2 separate regions of the Homo sapiens genome follow, and region 1 is linked to region 2. Evidence: chromatin loops called from intact Hi-C (ENCODE). Cell type or tissue: Calu3. All regions are shown on one strand.

What was found. Hi-C counts contacts between places; a loop is a spot of excess contacts. Peaks named below come from ENCODE experiments on the same cell type or tissue, not always from the same donor. Only the 100,000 strongest peaks of a DNase experiment are listed, where the experiment ranks them.
Region 1: it touches region 2 in a loop (8-fold over the local background); 1 of 110 quality-filtered maps calls a loop at or near these places.

Annotation. Positions count from the first base shown.
Region 1 is chr19:32,375,723-32,379,722 of GRCh38, reverse strand. All of the region lies in intron 5 of ZNF507 (zinc finger protein 507), which reads right to left. Among named protein-coding and RNA genes, the nearest start is that of DPY19L3-DT, 28 kb to the left of the region's middle. In Calu3, no CTCF peak of the experiment used is centred here; a DNase peak (open chromatin) is centred at 2,442.
Region 2 is chr19:32,317,497-32,321,496 of GRCh38, reverse strand. LOC124904688 (a long non-coding RNA gene) reads left to right here and starts at 2,087. Exons shown (of 2, transcript XR_007067224.1): 1 at 2,087-2,496. In Calu3, CTCF peaks have their summits at 2,279 and 2,485; a DNase peak (open chromatin) is centred at 2,426.

The DNA of each region.
Region 1 (4,000 bases), 58 kb before region 2:
GAAAAATAAACAGATCTGTTAAGCTTTTAATTTAAATAAATTGTTAAAACACCAAAACCAACAGAATGTATTACTTAATACATCCATATGTATGTATATACACATACATATGTTATATACATAGAAAAGTTATTCACGAATACCTGCAATGATACACATCACTGTCAAGACAATGGGTTACCTCTCAGGAGGAAGGGGTGAAGAAGTAAGAAAGTGAGGCTTTAGCTATATCTACAATGTTTTATTTCTTCAAAATGTGGTAAAATGTTTGACATTTCATTAAATATTTAAAAAAATTGTTCCCCTATTCTCTTTAAGCTTTTACAGCCTGCATTCTCCTTAAGACTTTATTACAGCTGGCATAATAAAACAAAATCACTACATTTTATTCTTGGTTATCTACAAAAAAACCCTAACCTTAATTCATTTTATTTTGCCCATTTATATCTGAGATGCAGCAATTTTTTGACAAACCTCAATAAATCTATAATATTTTCACTAACATCTTTATCAGAGGGTGGGCAACTGGCAACTTCTCCACCCCCAAGCCATTAAACTCAGTGTCTGTATCTGTGACTGTCACACGGTCGTGGTGTGTACTGTAGTGTGGTCACAGTCCCCTGCTCAAATGTCTCTGGATCAGTTGCTTGAGAAGGGCAACTGCCCTGCACCATGATGGCTGGGCACCCAGCTCATTGCCAGCCAAGAGATGCCCACTCCCTTCCGCCTAGTGCCTCTACCAAGGTGACTTTACATATGTTGTGCTATCATACGTTAATTTTTATGTTATGCAGAGGGGAAACAGACACGAAATGCTGGCTGTTCAGACACTCGCCTCCTCACTTTCATTCAGATGTGGTCCCGAGGCCTCACCAGAAAATTCTTTATCTGGAATGATCCCCCAGTGACAAGTCAGACTTATGCAACAAGAATTTCATATTTTTGAGAAAACTGGGTCAGAAAGTAAACTCCAGAAATCTCAAATTGATCCTATAGAACATCTCTAATGTTATTCCAACCTTTTAAAAATAAGAGTGATGAGCTATTGTTTACTGTTTTCCCTTTTTTTTTTAAAAAAAAAAAGCTTCTAATTTTAGAATAGTTACAGGTATAGATACAGATATATAGAAAAGTTATTTCCCTTACTGTTAACATGTTACCTTCCTGGGGTACATCTGCCATAAATCAGGAGCCAATGTTCCTTACATCATTATTAACTGAAGTCCACACTTTATTCGGATTTCCCTGGTGTGTACTTAACATCCTGTTTCTGTTCCACGACCCCATCCAGGACAACATGGCTTTTAGTCCTCACGTCTCCTTAAGATCTTCTAGACTGCAATTATTTCTCCTACTTGCCTTGTCTCTTTGAGACGGAGTTTCACTCTGGCGCCCAGGCTGGAGTGCAGCGTTGTGGTCTCGGAAAACTGCAACCTCCGCCTCCCAGGTTCAAGCGATTCTCCTGCCTCAGCCTCCCGAGTAGCTGGGATTACAGGTGTGTGCCACCACGCCTGGCTAATTTTTGCATTTTTAGTAGAGATGGGGTTTCGTCATGTTAGCCAGGCTGGTTTCTAACTCCTGACCTCAGGTGATCGCCTGCCTCACCCTCTCAAAGTGCTGGGATTACACGCACTGAGCCACCAAGCCCGGCCAACTTGCCTTGTTTTTAATGCCCTTGACAGATCTGAGGAACATGGGTCAGATATTTTGTAAAATGTCCCTCAGGTTGGGGCTGTCTGCTGTTTTTTTTCATGGTTAGACTGAGCTGATGGGTTCTTGGGAGAAAGGCTACAAAGGAAAAGGGCCATCCTCCCCACATCCCACTCTCAGGAGAACTCACCCCTGACCTTCCTCCCCTGGCTGAGGTCAGGTTTCTCCAGGGTCAAGTTCCTCTTTCTCAACCCGGTTTCCAAAGTGTACCACTGGGAAGGGGGTCACTGGGTGCAGCCCACACGTAAGAGCTGGGATAATCAACTGCCTCCTTGAGGGAGGGGTATCTACGTCAATTACATGGAATTCTTTTGCATGGGGTGTGTCTATTCTCACCCACCTATTCAACCATTTATATACATCAGTATGGACACGTGGTTATTTTATACTTTGGGATGTGGGCAGCAAGCCACCTAGGTGCCGAGGCAAGAGACCGAGGGCACGAGCTGTTCCAGTATAATAAAATATATAAAACAACAAGAGTTAATGCTAGATATAGATCATAGATATGATTATATATGAATATCATTAATCATTAGTTTGTAGCAATTACTCTTTATTCCAATACTATTATAATCTTTGCTCTATAATCATAACCTAGGAAAAACCAGGCCATATAGAGATAGGAGCGGAAGGGACACAGTGAGAAGTGACCAGAAGACAAGAGTGCGAGCCTTCTGTTATGCCTGGACAGGGCCACCAGAGGGCTCCTTGGTCTAGCGGTAATGCCAGCATCTGGGAAGATGCCCATTGCCAAGCGGACCATGGTCTAGCGGTAGCGTCAGTGTCAAGGAAAAACACTCGCTACTTAGCAGACTGGGAAAGAGAGTCTCCCTTTCCCCAGGAGAGTTTAGAGAAGACTCTACTCCTCCACCTCTTGTGGAGGGCCTGACATGAGTCAGGCCCGCCCGCAGTTATCTGGAGGCCTAACCATCTCCCTGTGATGCTGTGCTTCAGTGGCCACGCTCCTAGTCTGCTTTCATGTTCCATCCTGTACACCTGGCTCTGCCTTTTAGTTAACAGTAGCAAAATTAGTGAAAGTACTAAAAGTCTCTGATATGCAGAAATAATGGCGTAAGCTGTCTCTCTCTCTCTCCCTCTCTCTCTCTGCCTCTGCTGCCAGGCAGGGAAGGGCCCCCTGTCCAGTGGACACGTGACCCATGTGACCTTACCTATCATTGGAGATGACTCAACACTCCTTACCCTGCCCCTTTGTCTTGTATCCAATAAATATCAGCGCAGCCTGGCATCTGGGGCCACTACCGGTCTCCGCGTCTTGGTAGTAGTGGTCCCGCAGGCCCAGCTGTCTTTTCTTTTATCTCTTTGTCTTGTGTCTTTATTTCTACAATCTCTCGTCTCTGCACACAGGGAGAAAAACCCACCGATCATGTGGGGCTGGTCCCTACATTGGTGCAAATTCTGTATTGCACTATTTATTTTGTTGCTCAAACTCCTCCAGCCTTGCCCCCTGGGCCTCTGTGGTTGGGTCCCGTGTCCTGCTGCCACACCTCAAGTTTTGTTTCTTAAGCACTTCCTTACATGCTGGACCTGAGACGCTCCAGGATCACTTTGCATATTCCCCACCACAGTCCTAGACTAGACTGATAATTTCTCCAGTTCTTTTATTGGAGAAAGGTATCAGAAACCAAGATTTGGGTGACAGGTGAACTGCTTTAATTTTGTAAATAACTTTTTTCCTGATTTCAAAAATTCGCTGTAGAAAATTAGAAATATATAGGAAAAAAAAGAAAATAAAAATCACTCATAGCGTTATCACTAGATATAACCATTATTATTATTTTGAGGTCTATTTTTCAGTATTTAAAAATACATATATTTTTATAAAATTGGAATTATGGAAGGCTACTGTTATAATTTAAACTTTCTACAATAAAGTATTTAATGACTACAATAAGCTGCCTAGCATTTCACATTGGATGGAATTGGTGGAATTCCATTTAATTCTCTATTGTTTTATGCAGAATATATAATTCTGACAATTGACAATCATCTTTGTATAAAAATCTTAGGCACTTAAAGCTTCTGAGAACACAGTTTATAAACTTTAATTTGTGCACCAGCATGTGCTCATTCTTTTAGGGGAGGCTTATTCTAGGAATACAGACAGTTCAGTATTAGGAGCTTCATTATTATGAGTCACCATTTGAAAGGATTGGAAGCAAAAAGGCATATTTTCATTGGTGTTGCTGAGACTAAATCTAAAAAAATCAATATTCATTTTTAAATTTCTGATTATGGAAATCGTTAAACAAAGGGAAAATTATAAATA
Region 2 (4,000 bases):
ACGCCTGTAATCCCAGCTACTTGGGAGGCTGAGGCATGAGGATCACTTGAATCTGGGAAGCAGAGGTTGCAGTGAGCTGAGATCGTGCCACTGCACTCCAGCCTGGGCAGCAGAGTGAGACTCTGTCTCAAAATAAATAAATAAGTAAAAATAAATAAATAAATAAATAAATAAATAAAAACTTACTGCAGTCTTTAACTCCCAGGCTCAAGTTATCCTCCATCCTTGGCCCCTCAAGTAGCTGGGACTACAGGCACGCACCACCATGCCCAGATAACTTTTTAATTTTTTGTAGAGACAGGGTCGTGCATTGCTGCCTAGGCTGGTCTTGAACTCCTGGGCTCAAGTGATCCTCCTGCCTTGGCCTCCCAAAGTGCGGAGATTTCAAGTGGGAATCACCATGTCCTGCCAGTAGCAGGGCTCTAGAGTCAGACTGCCGGGGTCAAATCTCAGGGATAAGACACTTAATCTCAGCTCCAGTTCATCATCCATAAAATGGGGATATCAATCTGTGGCCTCCTCATAGACTTGCCTGAAGATTGAAGTGGACAATCCTGATGGTGGCTTGAGACCAGAGTCTGGCATGCTAAAAGTGCTTTGTAAGTGTTTTCTATAACTATCTTTATTACTGATGTCCATTTCCTCCTGGGAAATTGGCATAAATAGATATGTCACAGGAAATCCAGACAAAAATTAAATTAGAAGCTCACATTTTATCTGAATGCAGCTGAGACAAAAATCAAAGTAATGTATAGTTAAATGTAAATAATTGAGAAATGTCTTTCGGTAATAGCAGCCAGCATTGCAGATCTCAAATAAGTTGATTATTAGATAAGATACTTATTCCTCCCTCCCAAGAAGTATTGATTTGATGTTGGTGACAGTGTCAATTTGAGGGGGCTGATTGAATATGTTGGAAAATATTTATGTAAAATGGTCTAGCACGACAAGTTCTTTGAATTGCATTACGGACAGCATGGGTTTATGTATTTCAGACGTGACCTGCCTGCTGGTTGCTTCTTTGTGTACTGATGTGTGTCACCCTCTTGCAATTGGGAGTCTGGCCACAGCCCAGTCCTCTGCATTGAACTCTAGAGCCCCCGTTATTTGTCTGTTAATTTTCACAAAGCCTCATATTGCCTTGATTAAGTTTCTTTTATATGTTATGGAATCATCTCACAAACACTTCACCAAACAAGTCTCAAATGGCTTGCTAACCCTGGGTTCTTTGAGAGAAGCACTGGGGAAGTATTCTCTTTTGGAAAGTAATCATATTTGCTTGAAATCTTAAGATGTTAGATCACAGGCGAGGTGTGGTGGCTGATGCCTGTAATCCCTGCACTTTGAGAGGCCAAAGCTGGAGGATTGCTTCAGCCCAGAAGTTTAAGACCAGCCTGGGCAACATAGCAAGACCCTGTCTCCACAAAAACAAAATGAAAAACCAAAAAGCCACCCCAAACCAAAAACATAACTGGGCATGGCGGTGCATGCCTGTATTCCCAGCTACTTGGGAGGATGAGGTAGGAGGGAATGCTTGAACCCAGGGGAATCGAGGCTGCAGTGAGTCATGATCACAGCACTGCACTCCAGCCTGGGCGACAGAGTGAGACCCTGTCTCAAAAAAAAAAGATGTTAGATCACAAAATGCTTAAAACAATTTGTGGTTCTCCAGGGTGCAGCTTCTTAATCAGCACATATTGGTGTCAAACCAATGAGCCCTGCAACTTCTGGGCTTGGCCTTAGGGGCCACAGTGCTTGGAGGATTGTCTTGACCACGATGGGAGCAGAAACTCACTGTGAACAGTTGCCAATGTCAGCTGAATCAAATGCTCAGGGCTGTCTGGTGTGTGCTTTCTGACAATATTCATCTGCTTATGGTCATCTTTCTATTTTTGGTAGTTGAAAAGGACCATGTACCTTGTCAGAAAATCAACAGATGATTTGGCTTCTGGTACTTTGAAAGTGACACACACACACACACCTCACACTTAATGTACACTATGCAAACACCTACAAACACATATGCATGTGCACACAATCTTTCCTGACTTCTGCAAGCTAAGAAGACTTTTTTTTTTCATTGTAGGTCAAAAACATTCATTGCATCCCCTGGTGGAAGTGCCTAGAAAAACAAGCAACAAACAAAGAAACAAAACATTTGTTGTCATTGCCACGGAAACCTTTTATTATCACCCTGTAAGTTTCACATGTGGATGGGGCATAGCTTTCATCAACTCATTTCAGCAGCCTAATAGTTCTGATGGGCTCTACATAGTTCTTGTTGAAGCAGAAGTTGCAGCTGAAATCCAGAAAATCAAGATTCTTCTTCTGCAGAGACTGATCCCCACCATTGCCCTGCCCTGACCTCGAGGGAAGGAGGCTTGAGAATGAGCTGTTTTTCCCAGCAAGCGTCCCATTGTGGAAGGAGCGGTGACACACATTGGTGGCTGATGGTATCACAGCTGACACACCCCCTCCCTTCTGCTGTGGAAAGAGGTAGGAGGAATGCGGGGAGGGTGACCACAGTATTTTCAGGGTAAATGGGGGGCTCAAATGGAGCCTTGGTGAGTGTGCTTTGGGATCCAGACTCTTGGCCTAGCACAAGGTTTTAAGTTTATTTGGACCAATGAGAAAGAGACCATGGACAGACTGCTTCTGCTGGGGACCGTTCATTTTTGTCACCTAAAGAAGAAAAATCCTACAATTCTGGTGGTGTCAGACACAGGAGGACTTTTACATTTACAGTTGAGATTTATGAAGTCTGATGTCTTTGTTCCTATACTGCTCCCCTCCACTGCCCCCAGGCCCCAGCTCAGTCACCTCCAGGTCGAATTCCCAAGTGTGTTGCGCACTCCAGAACTCTAAATTATCTTGAGACTGAAATGAAAGAAACGGAGAGGCCTAGTTCTCCCAGCAAGAGCAGAGGGCACAGAAAGGCTGAAAAATGGATTGAGGATTGAGCACTACCCTGGAATGTTCCAGAATTTTTTTTTTGAGATGGATCCTTGCTCTGTTGCCCAGGCTGGAATGCAGTGGCACAATTTCGGCTCACTGTAGCTTCTACCTCTCGAGTTCAAGCAATTCTCCTGCCTCCACCTCCCGAGTAGCTGACACTACAGACACCTGCCACCATACCCGTCTAATTTTTTGTATTTTTAGTAGAGACAGGGTTTCACCATGTTGGCCAGGCTGGTCTCAAACTCCTGACCTCAAGTGATCCACCTGCCTCGGCCTCCCAAAGTGCTGGGATTACAGGCATGAGCCACCGTGCCTGGCCCAGAAAATATTTTTTTTTTTTTTTTTTTTTTTTTTTTTTTTTTTTTTTTGAGATGGAGTCTCGCTGTCGCCCACGCTGGAGTGCAGTGGCGCAATCTCGGCTCACTGCAGCCTCCGCCCCCTGGGGTTCACGCCATTCTCCTGCCTCAGCCTCCCGAGTAGCTGGGACTACAGGCGCCCGCCACCTCGCCCGGCTAATTTTTTTGTATTTTTAGTAGAGACGGGGTTTCACCGTGTTAGCCAGGATGGTCTCGATCTCCTGACCTCGTGATCCGCCCGCCTTGGCCTCCCAAAGTGCTGGGATTACAGGCGTGAGCCACCGCGCCCGGCCGAAAATATTTTTAAAAGGCCCATTATCTGGGTCATTTTAACTCAATGAATTCAAGTTTTAAGATGGTAACCTGATTGATCGCATTTTCATCATCATCATCACCACCCCCACCATCATCATTTTCTTTTTCTTTTAAGAAAAAAGGGCAGTTCAGTGAGGGATTCTGGCTGCCCATCCAGAACAGTTACTCACCAGGTTAACAGGCTGCAGTGTTTAATGCAAAACAAATCGCCAAGCTGGCACTGAGCGGTGTGAAACCCAATTGGCTAGAAACTGTGTCTCATTAGAGGCCATCCACACAGCAAGCAGATGCACTTGGAAGTCGTCGTGTGATTCCTTTACAGGAATCACAGAAATGATACTTGCTGCTACGCAGCCAATCGAGTCTCACGA